2 separate regions of the Homo sapiens genome follow, and region 2 is linked to region 1. A link is a loop called in an ENCODE intact Hi-C map of the cell type or tissue named here. Cell type or tissue: GM12878. All regions are shown on one strand. Links, peaks and the distances in the headings refer to the core of each region. The heading gives the core; the rest is flanking DNA. Region 1 holds the start of MYL12BP2 (MYL12B pseudogene 2). Region 2 overlaps IRF2 (interferon regulatory factor 2).

The links. A loop is a pair of places that touch in the nucleus more often than their neighbours do. Peaks named below come from ENCODE experiments on the same cell type or tissue, not always from the same donor. Only the 100,000 strongest peaks of a DNase experiment are listed, where the experiment ranks them.
Region 2: a loop joins it to region 1, with 4 times the contacts of the local background. A loop is called at or near these places in 2 of 110 quality-filtered maps.

The regions. Positions count from the first base shown.
Region 1 is chr4:184,306,742-184,315,658 of GRCh38, reverse strand. MYL12BP2 (MYL12B pseudogene 2) reads left to right here and starts at 1,330. Exons shown (of 3, transcript XM_047416561.1): 1 at 1,330-1,354; 2 at 1,511-1,699. The coding sequence starts at 1,330. RefSeq lists enhancers at 860-1,019, 1,150-1,419, 1,338-1,839, 3,756-3,825, 3,856-3,915 and a silencer at 8,415-8,464. In GM12878, for the core only: CTCF peaks have their summits at 2,909 (motif pointing right) and 5,187 (motif pointing left); a DNase peak (open chromatin) is centred at 1,358; H3K4me3 peaks cover 4,249 bases; H3K27ac peaks cover 5,236 bases.
Region 2 is chr4:184,416,138-184,425,054 of GRCh38, reverse strand. IRF2 (interferon regulatory factor 2) reads left to right here. Exons shown (of 9, transcript NM_002199.4): 3 at 5,487-5,586; 4 at 6,347-6,523; 5 at 6,842-6,888. Among named protein-coding and RNA genes, the nearest start is that of LINC02362, 38 kb to the right of the region's middle. RefSeq lists enhancers at 5,835-7,034, 6,913-7,212, 7,403-7,572. In GM12878, for the core only: no CTCF peak of the experiment used is centred there; DNase peaks (open chromatin) are centred at 3,114, 3,874, 6,904, 7,584 and 2 weaker places; H3K4me3 peaks cover 3,266 bases; H3K27ac peaks cover 6,934 bases.

The DNA.
Region 1 (8,917 bases), core at 541-8,540:
TCTCCTCCCGACCTAACCCCAATTCTTACTCCATGGGTTCATGACAGCCCATTCTGCTGGAGACTGTGTCTTAAAACTTTCTCCCCTAGTTTCTCTCAAGTACCCCTCGTGAGCTGTGATTTCACTGGGCTTTCAACTCTTAGGCCATTTTCTTTGTGCCTTTCTATCAAAGCTTTATATCAACTCAAACCATGTCTATAGTAGTTTTCCATTTTCCTTTTTTTCTTTTTTAATGATTGTAATTTTTTCAAATGGATTATGTATTTTTATATCTTTTTTCTTTTGAATTTACTTCTTTTTTAAGAGCCATTTTTTGTTTGGAGCAAAATTGAGCAGAAAGTCCGGGGAGTTCCTCGCTGCTCCCACACACACAGCCTCCCCGCTGTCGATATCTGGCACCGGAGGGGTCTGACCCTTACAAGTGAGGAGCCTATGTTGATGCACCATTATCACCCAAAGCTCATAGTTTACACGAGGGCCCACTCTTGCTGTGGAACCACGTTCCTTTTCCCCACGTGTTTTTGCATCCCTTTTCTTTTTTCTACCTTCCCAAACCCTGTGATGTTCGGAAGAGCTATGATCCCTATTCTATAGAGAGGACACTCAAGGAAGCAGCTGATAAGTAGAACCAGGACTCAAACCCAGATCTCATAACTCTAAATCCAGCAGTGGTAGTTTTTTCTCTTTAATACAATTATGACACTCCCTTTTGAACTTGTGATATATACCTGCCGCTAACACACACACACACACACACACACACACACACACACACACACACACCTTGAGAGGCTGTTGCCAATTGTTCTTTAGGCATCACACACAGCCCCGGCACACAGCAGGGGCTTAATAGATATTCCTTACATCGAAGTTGAAAGTCTTGTCTCAACATTCTGCTCTCACACACTCGCCTACAAACTCATCAAATAATAGAGCATCGATTCTCATTCTCTCCCTCTCCCTTCCTTTTAAATCTCCTGGGGCTTAGAATCCATAATTTGTGGAATTCCCGCATTCCCACAGGTGTCCTGGGAGGTGGGCAGGGCCAACACTTCAGCAGCTTCTGCAACGCAGCAGACTCCTGGGCCTGATGTGCTAGCTGCCCATTTGCTATGGGCCTTCGCTCCCCAGAAGCACCTCTCTGGGTATGGGGCAAACACCCCTCATTGCTGCAATGCAGCCTCTGCTGGAGTGAAACAGGATGCTTGATTTCTATTGCGTCAGTAGCAACACTGCCCAGAGGTCTAAGAGAGGAAGTCAGAGCAAAGCCCATCAAAGCCCACCCAGAACAGCAGGGAAATTCCAAGTCATCGGTTTCTAGTTCTCCCCATGCGTGTGGTGGCCCTGCTTTGTGGTGAGCCTCCAGGACTGTCCTGCTGTGCCTCTGAAGCACCTGCTCACAGAAGGGTGACCCATTGAGGCATGCAGTGGGTTGATACAAATGTCAACTCCAGCCCCTGTCATCAGCTAAAGGTCAGCAAATGAGTTCTCTGGCATTTGGGGTCTGCAGGAGCAAGTGAGTACTGTGAACACCTGCAGTGTGGAGACCACGTCCATCTAATTGGCGTCTATGGGGCCCAGTGCCAGGCTGGGCCCAAGTGTCGATTCAGGAAGGGTGTCTCAGGATGCAGAAGCCGCCTGATGCGTGCAGAGGTGGATAGGCCTTCAGCCTGCTCTCCTCCTCTGTCCTGCAGACCGGGTGAGTTATGTTAGCCTCTGCTTTCCCTTCCTGTCCTGAGCACAGCAATCGGGACAACCACACATCCTCTGAGAGATGATAAAAATAATGAGACCAAGAAGACTGCACCCAAATCGATGTTTTGTCTTTGCGCAGACCCCATAGTGTGTCTTGTGCTGCAGAGGGAAGCACCTGGCATCTTGGGGCCTCTTCTCTGCCCCCTCCCCACTTTGGGGAGGGGTTTTGTCGGGGGCAGCCTCCATCCTTTGGAATCCTGTCTGTGCTCTGATTCTCCCTGATGGTCTTTATAGCTTTGCATTATTTTGCTTTCAGAGAACAGAGAAATGTGAATAAGAACAGAAACATGGCACCGGTGTCCTCAGCTTCTTCCCCACCTTCACAGAACTGCTGCTGCAAACTAGTAGTTTTGAGAAATGATGAAAAACCTGTGGTTTTCCCCAAATTCCAAGAATCAGAGGCAGATTCTAGGAGGGTGAAGATGGTGTGGGCTCAAAAATGGTCATGCGGCACATCTTCTGAGGAGATATGCTGCCCATTAAAAGGGCAAAACAGGAGTTGGTGTGTGGGCAGTTCCCGCATCACACATAAAGGCTTCACCAGTGAGGCTCAGCCCAGGAACTGCCTGCCCTTGAGGCTGGGGGCTCACAAAGAAAGCTTTCCCCCAGCTTCTGATGTCCATGAAGAGCAGAGAGCATGCTGGTGGTGATTCATAACCCCCTGAAATGTATCCTCAGTTTGCCAGAGAAAAATTTCTAGGACCCACCTAATAAGTTCATTCATTGGTTCCCAGACTCGGCAGGTTTTACCAGATCCCTCACGACTGGTCCCAGCTTCTCTCCCAGCACATTACTTGAAGGTACACAAATAGTCCACTGTGCTTTGTTTCCTCTGTTTCTTCCAATTCTCTCTTCTGCTTGACCAGCTTGTACTTGAAGATCTAGGTTTTGGGAGATTCCCGGGATTGCTGCCAGGCACTGCCTGCCCCCATCTGAGTAAGGGGTGTAAACCCCAAGAGTATCTGAGACAAGTGTCAGTTAATCTAGGATTGTATATTGCCAAGGTTAAGAACATGCCCAGGACACAGCCTTGGGAGGTCCTGACCACATGTGCCCAAGGTAGTGGGCCTACAACTTGGTTTTATACATTTTAGGGAGACATAAGCCATCAATCAATACATGTAACATGTACATTGTTTTGGTCTGGAAAGTTGGGACAACCGGAAGGGGGAGCTTCCAGGTCACAGTCAGATTCAAAGACTTCCTGACTGGCAGTTGATTGAGTTATTATCTAAAGACCTGGAATCAAGAGAAAGGAATGTCTGGGTGATGGTAAGGGGTTGTAGAGATTAAGGTTTTGTCATGCCGATGAAGCCTCCAGGTAACAGGCTTCAGAGAGAATAGGTCATAAATGTTTCTACTCAGACTTAAAGAGGCTGTTCTATCAGTCATTCCTAAAGGAAGGAGGGTATCAAGAGGCTGTTCTATCAGTAATTCCTAAAGGAAGGAGGGTATCAAGACGCACGTCTGGCTCCCCCTTCCCCTCATGACCTGAACTAGTTTTATAGGTTAACTTTGGAATGCCTTGGCTGAGGGGCCATGCATTCAGATGGTTGGGGGCCTTAGAATTTTCTTTTTGGTTTACAGGGACTTGCACTCACAGTGGCCTGGCTGTCTGTCTGTCTGTCTAACCTGGCATTATGCACACACTTTGAGTTATCTTATTCCTGCTCTGTGTTCTCATTGCATGAGATCCTTGGGTGCAGGAACTACGTCTCCTCCTTGTTCTCCAGAGTACAAATTTTTCTTTCAATAACTGTGCACTGAGCTCCAATTTTGTTCCAATGGCTGTGCTAAGCTCTGTAGATGAAGTCGAAAAAAATAAAGAAGTAAAGACATCATTGCTGCCTGTGTTAGTTTTCTAGGGTACCAAAGCACCACAGATAGGGCAGCTGAAATCACAGTAATTGATAGTTTCACAGTTCTGAAGGCTGGAGGTCCCAGATGGAGGGATTGGCAGGGTTGGTTCCTTCTGACAGCTGCGCCTTCCTCCCAGCTGGTGGTTTGCTGGTGATCTCTAGGGTTCTTGGCTTGTAGAAGCCTCACCTTAGTCTCTGTCTTCATCCTCACATGGCCTTCTCCCTGAGTGTCTTTCTTCACATTTACCCCTTTTAGAAGGACACCAGGTTTTTGGATTAGAGGCCACTCTAATGACCTAATTGTAGCTTGATTTGCTCTGTAATGACTCTATGTCCAAAGAAGTTCACACCCTGGGGGACAAGACTTTAAGATATGAGTTTTTAGGGGACACATTGTCCTGAGGCTTGTGGTGTAGCCGGATGGGGGCCGTGGTGCACCAGGACGCACAGGTGCACACTGCATGTGCTCACCTGGGCAGCGCAACTTGCCTGTGCCTGGTAAGCAGGCAAGGCTTCCTGTGAACCGTGAGGGACTTCTGACACCAGAGGGACAAGTCAGAATTACCCAAGTGGTGGGAAGGAAGGGGTGGGGAAGGATGTTTGGAGCTGAAGAAAAGGCATGGGGGAAAGTCCTGAGGCAAGAGAGAGTGTGGTTCCTTTCAGAAACCTCAAGAACATAACTATGGACACAGCACAGAGCAAGAATGGGGACTGGCAGGGCTGAAGCTGCAAGGAAAGGAAGGCCCTGGTTTCAAAGGGAGCACCTTTGTGTCATAATGAGGAAAACTGGACTTTGTCCCGCGGGCAGGGGAGAACTACTGAAGGGTTTTAAGCAGTGGAAGAACATGATTCGTGGCAGCCTTCCAGAAGCTCATGGGCTCCTGGGAAAAACAGGCCTGGGAAGAAATCAGTAATGCTGGGCAGTGAGGCCGACTAGAAACATTCCCTGGGCCCAGTGAGCACAGACGCCAGGGCAATGCCTGTCCCTGGGAGGGCTCGGCCAACGCTGGGAAGTTTGGTTCAGGCCCTTCTGCCTACAGCAGAGAGGCCCAGCACGCTGCTCCTGGGGGTCTTTGCTGGAGGAAGCTGGGAGGCCAGTGCACACCTGGGCTGCGTGCATTTTTGATGTCTTTTAGCTTAAACATGGAGTTCATGTTCTCACTGCTTGTTGCCGCTGTTGCTGCTGTTGTTATTGTTGAGGGAATATGGGGCTGGACTGAGCAACGCCACATGCTGGAATGACCCTAAAAGCCTGCCACCAGTCTCTCTGGAACATCCCTAATATCCCTAGTGTGGGACTCGGGGAAGGGCATTTGCTCCCCAACACCAGGTTAGAAAGTTATCACATGAATAGAAATGGTGGCAGGGGGTTATAAGGAAGGGAAAGGGTGACACTGGCAAAGATCGACAGGAAGCTGGGGTGGGTTTCATGCCTGAGGGGCCTATGCACATCCCTACGGCCCCTAGGAAGGTCACAGCCCCTGAATGAGGAGCAGGACAGTGTAACCAGGGAGGCAGAGGTGTGCCCAGGACGTAACAATTCACTGCATGACCCTGAGAGTGAGTGCCTCCTTGTGGCTAGGGACGACACACTTCCTTTCCAGCACCCAGGGTGGCTGCAGGGCAGCTGAGGAAGGGACTGGGGCAGGCTGCGGGCCCACGTGCGGCCGTGGCCACCATTCACAGCCATTTCCTCTCCTATTGTTTCCTGGAAGCATCATATCCGCCCTGAGGTCGGTGGGGCAGGGATTGTTGACTCTGCTGCAGGTGAGAAAACAGAGCCGGGTGCTGCCGCTGCCCAAGGGGACCAGTGGTGACAGAGCTGGCCTGACTGGGCTGACCTCTCCTTGACCTCTACCTCTCTTCCCAGGGCTCAGGGCTAAGAAGATGCAGTGCCTCCTCTTTTTCCAATCCCTGGAAACAGGATTGGTTAACCTGGCAAGTTACTGTCAGTTGTACCTTAAAAAACCAAAATGGGGAGAATAGATAGGCGCAGGTGTGGCTGCACCAAAGGAATGCTTAGAAACCACGGGCCTCCTGTGCACACAGCAGCGTGGGTGGATCTGAACATTTCAGTGCTGAGTGAAAAGGGTAAGAAACAGCAAGAGACGCGTGGCAGAACACTCCTTAGGAAAATTAAAAATACACACATAAAGTCACTGTATTTTTAAAGAATTGGCACAAATAAAAATACATAAACACATTCCAATGGTTACCCATGAGGAGGTGAGGAGAGTAAAAGTCCATAAAAAACAAACCATGGGAAGGGCCTTGCCCAGCCCTATAGTGACTGTGTGCCATCGAGAGAGGGCTACACGTCCGTCCTCCACCTCTGCGGCCAGAGGTACCAAAACTCCAAACAAATGAACAGACAAAAACCAAGACAACACCCTGAAAACACAGCAGCAGATCATGTGGATCGTGTGCCTTAGGCATTGTTGACAGTAAGTGGCAAGGCAAAGCAGGCACCCCTGATGCTTTACTTTTGTTTGTTCACTTCACAGAGTGAAGCTCCTGATGCTGCCTTAATGAAGATTTATAACATCCATCCATCCATCCATCCATCCATCCATCCATCCATCCATCTATCCATCCATCCATCCATCCATCCATCCATCCATCCATCCATCTATGCATCCATCCATCCATCCATCCATCCATCCATCCATCCATCCATCTAACAAAAACACATATCAAGTGTTCCTAAATGTAAGACACTCCCCTTAGTGCTGGAAGGGAGGAAGAGATAAAGACATCATCTCCTTTCTAGAGAAGTTTTTAATCCACGTAAGGGTGAGGCATTAGGGACTTTGTACAGTTGGATTTTAGAGCTTGCCTATACATACAGCTTGCAAAAATAGCGCTAAAAATGCCACTTTGATCTATTTCTTTTAGTCACAATGAGGGAGGAGTAAGAGAGAAATAGTACAGCTGACCTAAGATCAACACGGGTTTGAGCTGCATGGGTCCACTTACACGAGGATTTTCTCTGCCTCTGCACCCCTGAGACAGCGAGACCAACCCCCTCTTCCTCCTCTTCAGCCTCCTCAACATGAAGACCACGAAGATGAAGACCTTTACGATGATCCATTTCTACTTAATGAATATAAATACATTTTCTCTTCCTTATGCTTTTCTTAATACTGTTTTCTTCTCTCTAGCTTACTTTATTAGGAGGATACGGCATATAATAGTCACACACTGCATAAGGACATTTCAGTGAGTGACACACCACACATACGACAGTGGTCCCATATGATTTTTTTTTTTTTTTTGAGACAGAGTCTTGCTCTGTCACCCAGGCTGGAGTGCAGTAACACGATCTCGGCTCACTGCAACCTCTGCCTCCTGGGTTCAAGTGATTCTCCCACCTCAGCCTCCTGAGTAGCTGGGATTATAGGCATATGACACCATGCCTGGCTAATTTTGTTTTTTTTTTTTTTTTTTTTTGAGACGGAGTCTCACTCTGTCGCCCAGACTGGAGTGCAGTGGCATGATCTCGGCTCACTGCAAGCTCCGCCTCCCGGGTTCACACCATCCTCCTGCCTCAGCCTCCCGAGTAGCTGGGACTACAGGCGCCCGCCACCACGCCCGGCTAATTTTTTGTATTTTTAGTAGAGACGGGGTTTCACCGTGTTAGCCAGGATGGTCTCGATCTCCTGACCTTGTGATCCGCCTGCCTCAGCCTCCTTAATTTTTGTATTTTTAGTAGAGACGGAGTTTCACCATGTTGCCCAGGCTGGTCTCAAATTCCTGACTTCAAGTGATCCAACTGCCTCGGCCTCCCAAAGTGCTGGGATTACAGGCGTGAGGCACCGTGCCCGGCCCCATAAGATTTTAATGGAGCTTAAAAATTCTTATAGCCTAGTGATGTTGGAGCTTTTGTAATGTCATAGTGCAACACGTTATTCACGTGTTTGCGGTGATGTTGGTGTAAACAAAGCCTCTGAGCTGCCAGTCATCTAAAAGTATAGCACATACAATTGTGTACAGTATATGATACTTGATAATGACAGTGGACAATGATGTACCGGTTTATGTACATAATATTATTTTAGAGTGTACTCCTTGTACTTATATTTTTAAAAGTTTGCTGTAAACCAGCCTCAGGCAGGCCCATCAGGAGGTATCTAGAAGAAGGATGCTATCATAGGAGATGACAACTCCAAGGGTATTACTGCCCTGAAGACCTTCCAGTTGGACAAAATATGGAGATGGAAGACAGTCATGTTGATGATCCTGACCCTGACCCTGTGTTGTGTCTGAGGTATTTTTTTTTTTTTTTGAGACGGAGTTACACTCTTGTTGCCCAGGCTTTAGTGCAATGGTGTAATCTCGGCTCATCGCAACCTCTGCCTACAGGGTTCAAGTGATTCTCCTGTCTCAGCCTCCCGAGTAGCTGGGATTGCAGGCATGTGCAACCACACCCGGCTAATTTTGTATTTTTAGGAGAGACAGGATTTCTCCATGTTGGTCAGGCTGGTCTCAAACTCTTGACCTCAGTTGATCTGCCTGCCTTGGCCTTCCAAAGTGCTGGGTTTACAGGTGTAAGCCACCGCACCTGGCCGTGTCTGAGATTTTACAAAAAAGTTTAGGAAGTAAAAAAATAAAAAAAATTATAAAAATAGAAAAAAGCTTATAGAATAAGAATATAAAGAAAAAACATTGTCTAGCTGTGCAACATGTTTGTGCTTTAAGCTGTGTTATTACCAGAGTCAAAAAGATTTTTTTAAATTTAAAATATTAAAGTAAAAAAGTCACAATAAGGTAAGGTTAATGTACTATTGAAGAAAGAATGTTCAAAGTAAATTTAGTGCAGCCCAAGTGTACAGGGTTTTTATGAAGTCTGCAGTAGTGCACGGTAACGTCCTAGGCCTTCACATTCACTCACCACTCACTGACTGACTCACCAGAGCCACTTCCAGTCCTGCAAGCTCCACTCATGGTAAGCGTCATGCACTTTCCCCAAAGCAACTGAGAAATGTTCACTTCTAAATAATAATAGCTACCCCAAGCCCCTTTTTCTTTAGTACTTTCTGTATTGCCAGTTAGAGCTCAGAGCATTTTCAGTGTTTTACATCATGTGACCTTCTGTATGAATGTATGAAGGTGTGTCCATATTATCTCCATTTTTACAGGTGGAAAAAGATGAAGCTTAGGTGAAATAATTTACCCAAGGTCACATGGTAATGAAGAAGGGATTAGAAGCAGGGATTTCAATTCAAAAGTATTCCTTTTTTAATCTACTAGATTAGGGGTCGGCAACCTTTTTCTGTGAAGAGCCAGAGAGTAGGTAAATATTT
Region 2 (8,917 bases), core at 629-8,628, 110 kb before region 1:
GCACCAGTGCCTTGGCTATCTTCTTCATGTCTGCATGCTCAGGGCCAGGCCTAGTGCCTGGTAAGTGGGAGGCCCTCTGTCAAAATTGTTCTGGGAATACACAGATGAATGTCATGGATTTGAAGGGGAGCAACATTGGTGGTGTTTTTGTTCTGTTAAGATAATCAGATTTATGGACACTGGCTTGGCAGTTGTCACATGGCTCTCAGAAAGTCCATTCAACCTACTCCATTCTTAGTAAGAGAGAAAGAGTTGGTTAATTAATGCCTTAAATTTGTTTCCATCCTCTATTGTCTTAGTCTGTTCCCTGTTGCTTCTAACAGAATACCTGACTCTGGATAATTTGTAAAGAAGAGGAATTTATTTCTTACAGTTATGGAGGCTGAGAAGTCCAAGGTTGAGGGGCTGCATCTGGTGAGGGCCTTCTTGCTGGTGGGGACCCTCTGCAAAGTCCTGAGGCAGTGCAGGATATCACCCGGTGCGGGGAAAGAGCATGCTCACGTGCTAGCACAGGTCTCTCTTCCTCTTAAAAAGCCACAATCCTACCCCTCATGACAACTCATTAATCCATTAATCCCTGAATGGATTAATCCATTCATGAGGGCAGGGCCCTCATGACTCAATCACCTCTTAAAGGCCTCACCTCTCAGTACTGCCACATTGGGGATTAAATGTCAATATAAGTGTCATAGGGGGCAAATATTCAAACCATAGCACCTACTTTTAATAAGTTTGAAGGAGGGTGGGAATGGAATGGGTCCCTTGGATTCCTCTGAAGGAACAGCGAGGAAGTTTGGAAAAGTGCATTATAACCAGCTCATGAATGAGACCTTGGCTGGGGCAATTTACCTTTGGTTATGGGTATTTGCAAATGTGCATAGCATGTTTGAGTAGCCCAATGACAAAAAGAAATAGGATAGCAAATTTTCATATGCCTGTATCTAGATGTATGAATATTTTGCCTTATCTTTGTGTGTGTGTGTGTGTGTGTATCTGTGTGTATCTGGTATATTAAAGCAGCTCCCTGACAGCATACATTGTAAGACATAAGGGCATTTTCTTATATATCCACAATATACCATTGTTAATTGGACAAAATTAGTACTGTTTAATATCATCACTGCTCCATTCATATTAAGAATGCCTTGAGTATTCCCAAATAATCTTTTTACAGTTGATTTGTTCAAATCAGAATTCAAAGACTGTCCACAGGTTGTGTTTGGTGTTTATGACTCTAAGTCTCTGCTGACTGTGGGCCTCTGTTTTTTTCCTTCTCGCCATTGACTTGTTGAGACCAGGTTAGTTTTGGGTTTGTCCACATGCTTGCTTGTGGTTCCCTGGGCCATTTCTTGAGGAAGGAAGGAGGCAGTCACATCCGGGGTCCTGGTTTCTCTCGTGGCTCCATGTGACCCCCAACTCTGGTGGGGTTATTGATGTTCTTAGTTCTTCCTGGATCCATGCACTAAGGCAGGGGAATCATCAGATCTTTCCCTTTTTTTCACTTTGAGAGTAGACTTGTGTTTGTGTAAACATCAGGCTATCTCTGACCACGGTAAGGAGTCCAGACAAAAATAGCACACTAATTGGAACGTCTTGCAAATGTTGGGGGGAAGAAGAGGCAGAGGAGATAACAGAACTAGTTTCCATGTGGGGCCAAGGAACATTGTTCTACATTGCTCAAAATAATGTCAGATGCTTTTCTGAAGTCAAGCAGCGCTCATCTCTCCTGCCTTCCTTCAGATGGGCAGAGTTGTGCACACACGTACAAATGGTGGGCCCTGGCATGGCGCGTCTGTCTATACACAGCATGTACCACCACCACGTGTGCAGGACTGGTCACTCGGGGATGAGACACCTGGCACATACTGACGTCACGGGGTCTACACACACATAGCAACACCGTCATGTCCCATGGAACACACAACTTGTGACCAGAATGTTTACTGGTCAGAATCTCTTTCAGTTTTAAAATGAATCTTGCTTTCTCTTACCTTTTCATATGGTCTTCTTCAAAAAAAGAATCTGTGATACAATTTTAAAGATATTTCTGATAAGTTTATTAGTCTTTTCTTTTTTTTCCTGAAGTATGAAAAACTAGGTAAAGGTGACATGTAGTTTAAAAAATATTTACCATTTTAAAGTGACATTCACGATGTCATGCAGCCATCACCACTGTCCAGTTCCAGAACTTTTTATCCCTCCAAAAGGAAATGCTGTACCCATTAATCAGTCACTTCCCATTTCCCTCCCCCCTAGCTTGTGGCAACCAGTAATCTGCTCTCTGTCTCTATGGATCTCTGCTCTCTGTCTGCTCTCTGCTCTCTGTCTTTTCTGGAATATTTCATGTAAATGGAATCATTCAATTTTTGGCCTTTTGTGTCTGGCTTCTTTCATCCAGCATAATGTTTTCAAGGTTCGTCCACATGGTAGCATGTGTCAATACTCTATTCCTTTTTGTGGCTGAATAATATTCCATTGTATGGATATACCACATTTTGTTTACCCATTCATCAGCTGATGGACACTCGGGTTGTTTCCATCTTTTGGCTTTTGAAAGTAGTGCTGCTATGAACGTTTATGTTTTGGTTTGAATGTTGGCTTAGAATTCTTTGGGTATATATCCAGGTGTAAAATTCCTGGATCATCAGGTAATTCTGTGTTTCACTTTCTTGAGGAATGGCCAAACTTTTTCTCCAGAGTGGCTGTACCATTTTGCATTTCCACAGCGATGTGTGAGGATTCCAGTTTCTCCACATCCTCACCAACGTTTGTTATTTGTGTATCTTTTTTTGGAGACATGTCTGTGGGTTAGTCTGTTTCATGTTGCTACAAAGGACTACCTGGGGCTGGGTAATTTATAAAAAAACGAGGCTTCTTTGGGTCAGGGTTCTAGGCTGTACAAGAAGCATGACCTTGGCATCTGCCTCTGTTAAGGCCTCAGGATGGGAGGCAAAGGGCATTACATGGCAAGAGAGGGAGGAAGAGAGAATGGTGCAGGCGACAGGCTGTTTTGAATAATCAGCTCTCACCGGAGCTAATGGAGTGAGAGCTTACTCATTACCACGAGAACGACACCAAGCCATTCTTGAGGGATCCTGCCCCATGACCCAAACACCGTCCACCAGACCCCACCTGCAACACTAGCGATCAAATTTTAACACGAGATTTTGAGGGGACAAACACCTGAACTATTCCAGTCTACTCAGGCCTGTTGCACATTTCAAGAGGGTCCATAGTGTATGTTGCTGGGTTTGGTCAGCGCTTTTGTAGTTGCATGGCTTTTGCGGTTTCTGTGGGACTAGGTTTGGTTGTGTGTGTGTGTATGTGTATGCATGCATGCGTGCAGATGCTTAAAAAGATCTACTTTATCTGTATCAATTTTGTGTCTTGCAAGTTAGATTTCAGATTGTGTCACCCTAGAACTCCTTTGATCTAGAAAAAAGTGCAACAGCAAATTCTTAAGAATCTCGGTGTTTAAGCATAAAGCTTTAGATTCTGGGCATGCACTTCAGGAAAAGCTCTTTCACGAAATGAATTTTCACTTGTATTCATTTTCATGTGAACATCAATAAATGGCATTAAGTGATTTTGCTGTCGATTTTCATCTACATTAAAGCATAAAATGTCACTCAGCCCCTTTCTGATCACTGTCCTTTTGAAATTGGCTAACCCGAAGCCCTCTCTGTGGATGATACAGAATGAACACCGAGGAATTTATGAAAAAGTCTCTCACTTTCAGTTCTCCTTTAATAACTGACTTTTTAGAAGATGGTAGAATTTTCCTTTTAACAGGTTTTGGGAAACTCTCCAATGTTCTGAAATAGTCTTTGTTCTGGCTTTGTGATTGGTTCTGTGGAGAGGCGCTGAATCTCTTTGGGGACAGCTGGGACCCTTTCTGTGTTTCACTATGTGAGACTGAAGTGGTGGAAACTCCCTGCTGACATTTCCTCTCCTTCCTCAGCATCTAGTGCAGGGATCCGCATACCTAGCAATTACCAGAACTGCCTTGAGAGCTTTGAAAGAGTACAACCTCCTGGGCTTTAATCTCCACAGAATCCAGGTCTCAACTGGTCTGTCATAGGACAGGGACTCTTCCAAATCTAAAAGCTGGGAGACAATGAGTGGGTGATTAAGTAATAGCATATGGAGTCGCATGACCTGGGTTTTGAACTTAGACACTTATTATCCTGCAAGTTCCTTGACTAAATAGTTAAAATCTGCTTCTTGGTTTCCTCAGCTATAAAATGGAAATCGTAACATATACCTCACTCAGTAGGCTGTGGGAGGAAGACAAAACTGAGGTCCCTGTGGATGTGGGTAGTCAGATGCACAGTGCCAATGGGACCTTAGTACCTGCCGGTACCGCCACAAGAGCTGCTTGGGCCAGGTTCCTCATCTGTAGCTTTACTAAGAGTACGGCTTTGTTACTAAACCATGGGTTTCCAATCATGTGTTTTTCAGGGTTGCTTGAGGCGGTTTTGAGTTACAGACCTCAACACTGAGAGAGATGTAGAGATAGTCTGATATAAGGATTGTATTGAGGGATGTTTCTCCAGAAAAATGTGTCATTTCATAACCTCTACCTCTTTGTTTGCACTTCTTGCTATTTCTTGCAGGCAGTAGACCCACAGGGATTCGAACATTACTTTCTATTTCTGTTGGATGCACAAGCAAATGGAGATATTTGGTTTCTGTGACAGTGGCCTCAGATGTACCCGACTTTTCTTTAGTAGCATCAAGGGTTTTGGAAACTTGTCTAATTTTTAATTTACCTAAGATAGCTGGAGTTACTATTTACCAAACGACGAGAATAAATTATAAGAGTAAGCATTAGAAGTTTCGGTAGGTGGCCATTTTTCTGTGGTTTTATAAAAAAAAGAGGCACAGGGCCGGGTGTGGTGGCTCACACCTGTAATCTCAGCAGTTTGGAAGCCTGAGGTGGGCAGATCACTTGAGGTCAGGAGTTCGAGACCAGCCTGGCCAGCATGGCAAAACCCCATCTCTACCAAAAATACAAAACTTGGCCAGGCGTGGTGGCACATGCCAGTAATCCTAGCTACTCAGGAGGCTGAGGTGGGAGAATCTCTTGAACCCAGGAGGTGGAGGTTGTAGTGAGCCGATATCGCGCCACTACACTGCAGCCTGGGCAACAGAGCGAGACTCTGTCTCCAAAAAAATATATTGAAAACTAGAAAAGAGGCACAAATAATGGAACACACAAGGTCAAATCATCACCTTTGACCTTGGAAAACATTCCTGCTCTGCAAGACTTCACGAGACTGACTGTCACTCGGGGTAGTCTATCAAGATTTGGGATCCAGCGGGGGAAGTGGGTTTGGTTTACAGTAGATTTTCTTGTCAGCAGTCAACACATTCAGCGATGCTTGCTGGGGAATCTTGCTGGCTAGACCTTCACAACCTTTTGCAATGGTGGGCCAAAACCCATGACTCCAGTTCTTTACCTTTTTTTTTTTTTTTTTTTTCAGGAAAAGAAGATTTTTCAGATCCCCTGGATGCATGCGGCTAGACATGGGTGGGATGTGGAAAAAGATGCACCACTCTTTAGAAACTGGGCAATCCATACAGGTACTAAAACTCCCTGCGGCGTTTATAGAGGAAGGCACTCTTGCTTAGTTTTGTTTTTATTACACATAAAATAGCCTGGCTTATGACCTCATGAAGATGGCTCTGAAAAACCTGTGACTTGTCCCTAGGCACATCCAGGACACATGGGGTACAAACTGCAGCCCTCAGAAGTAATGCTCCCCTCATCCCATACACTCTTAGTCCTTCAATTTCCTATAAATGTGGTATTCTAAGAAGTTCCCTAGGTGTTACCGGGGAATAGAAACTCAGTTGTTCTGATGCTATAAACTTTGGTCAAATTTATCTCCCCCCCAAAAAGGTAGTCAGAAATACCTGTATTTATTACAACCTTTACGTAGGGAGCTGTTTACAGGAATGGACTTTGTTGGAGCGTCAGATGAAAAAGAGGCACTCAGCTTCCCTCTGCCTGTTGACTTTGCAGCCTCTCAGTCTTCTATATTTTTCTTACGCTGATGCTCCATTCTTCCAGCATTTATAGTTTCCTCAAGCTGTTCAGTAGAACCAGGGTGACCAACTTGTCCCAGTTTGACTGGAACTGTTCAGGTTTTAAAAACAAAATTCCCACATCCCAAGAACTTTCTCACCCCCAGGTACACCAGGACGATTGGTCACTGGAGGTATAGCATGGAGTGAAAAGGTTTCCTTATACTGCCTGACCAGCAATACTGTGTTTCCAGAAATTCCTTCCTCTGTATCTAATGTTTTCTCTCTTTTTCTTAATCTTTGTCTCTTTTGTTAGGAAAGCATCAACCAGGAGTAGATAAACCTGATCCCAAAACATGGAAGGCGAATTTCAGATGCGCCATGAATTCCTTGCCTGATATTGAAGAAGTCAAGGATAAAAGCATAAAGAAAGGAAATAATGCCTTCAGGGTCTACCGAATGCTGCCCCTATCAGAACGGCCTTCTAAGAAAGGTAAAGGCATTTACAGACTAAAATAAGGTAAATCAATTTGTGTCATCGTGCCTTCGTGATCTCTTCATTTCTACATCTGCAGTCAGTTTGCAGGTAGAATAGCCTGTTCATGCTGTAGGGGATCATTCCGCCCCTACCTGGCTTGGAAACAAGACTTTCGATTCACCAGAGGCAGTGAAAGATACATGTGGAATTTTGACCATGTACAGATTAAAGCAACAGGTTCATTGAGAGTTTCAGAAAGAATTTAATTTGAGGGAAATGTTTCTCTGGAGGCCCTTCGTGAATTAATCCAAAACTACATTTTTGTTGCCACAGGAAAGAAACCAAAGACAGAAAAAGAAGACAAAGTTAAGCACATCAAGGTAATCTTGGGTGATTCAGAGAGAAAGCCAAAGTTGGGATCCTATTAATGACTCATATTCTGCCTTGTAAAGATGAGTCACAGGACCTCAGTGTGTCCTCTTTCTTCCTTTGCTTGTGTCTTCTGTGCTTTACATGTTTGCTCTTCAGCATGTATCCACTTGCAGACATGGAGGTACACAGGGCCCTGCCTCATCCCGTTTCTCTGGGAAATTTATGAATGAAGTCACAGATTCTCACTGTGCTCGGCAGGCTGAGGCCTCCATCTGGCCACCACAGCCGTTGCCAGTGGTCATTTTGTGCCAGCTAAACTCCACAACAGCTTATTCTCATACTATTAAGTATATTTTCAGGCTATTAAGTATACTTTAATATGTATTAAATGTTATAGACCTCTATACAATGTATGAACTCTATGTTACAGACATTCCGTCACAGGCCCTTTGGTGGGGGACAGAGTGGTCAATGTCAGCACTCTATCAGAACAGCTCTCAATGGCTGCCTTCTGTCCACTGTAGAATCATCTCTCACACCCCACAAGGGTTTTCCATGGGATGTGCATGTGTGTGTCAGCTTCTCACTAGGCTGTGTCGTCTGAACTCCCCTACAGTCTGAGGATCTTTATGCATAGATTAGGTGGCCCTTGTTAAATAGTAAGAGAAGAGCCGAATATGCCCTGCAAAACTGGGGACGAGCTTCAGTGGCTGAGCAGAGAGCATACACTGCGGTCACAGACCCAGGGATCTCAGAGAGATTGTCGAGCTCCCTGGCCTCCCTTTGCAGATGAAGAAATTTAGGCGGAGGGTGTTTTTGCAGTGATGCTTTCAGTTTCACTTTTACTAGTTTTTATTTTTAACTAAATTTAAATATTGTACTGTATTAAAGGCCTAATTTTGTTTTAACTTTTCATTGTGGAAAGATTTTATGCACATAGGAAGGAGACAGTTGAGTAAAATTTACCCCATAGGCCATCATTCAGATTAATTTTAACCTTAATCAGCTCCTGGCCAGTTTTGCTTCATCAATAGCCCCTCCCATTTCCTGACTTCTAACATGAAATTGCAGCCCTTCAACCATTTTTGACTTACAGAAGTAATTTATTTATTTAATTTTTTTTAAACTGAGATGGAGTTTTGCTCTATTGGCACAGGCTGGAGTGCAATGGCGCGATCTTGGCTCATTGCAACCTCCGCCTCCTGGGTTCAAGCGATTCTCCTGCCTCAACCTCCCGAGTAGCTGAGACTACAAACACGTGCCACCATGCCCAGCTAATTTTTGTATTTTTAGTAGAGATGGGGTTTCACCATGTTGGACAGGCTGGTCTTGAACTCCTGACCTTAAGTGATTCGCCCACCTCAGTCTCCCAAAGTGCTGGGAATACAGGCGTGAGCCACGGCACTCGGCCCCAAAACAATTTTTTATAGTTCAGCTTTTTTTTGAACTATTTTTTGGAATTTGAAGCAAATTCCAAACCTCATAGCATTTCTTCCATAATAGTTCAGTATATATATTTAAAAGATAAGTGCTCTGTAAAAATACCATGATGTCATTACTGTACCTGAAAAAGTTCACAGTAATTTCTCAATATCAGTGAATATCCAGCCAGTGGTCAGAGTTTCAGTTGTTTCATACATGTTATAACATTCGTGTAGTTTGTTACTTAAATTAAGACCCATATAAAATCCACATGTGATTTTTGAATGTCTTTTAAGTATTTTTTAAGGATATATGTTTCTCCTATATTACCTCTTAAAACATTTTTTTTTTTTTACAATTGAACAAACCTAGTTGTTAGCCATATCGTTTCTCACAGTTTTTTTTTTCGTTTTTTTTTTTTTTTGTTTTTTTTTTGAGACAAGGTCTTACTCTGTCACCCAGGCTGGAGTGAAGTGACGCGATCATAGCTCACTGCAGCCCCAACCTCCCGGGCTCAGGTGATCCTCCCGCCTCAGCCTCCCTCTAGTAGTTGGGTCTACAGGTGTGTGCCACCAAGCATGGATAATTTAAAAAAATTTTCTTTTATAGAGGTGA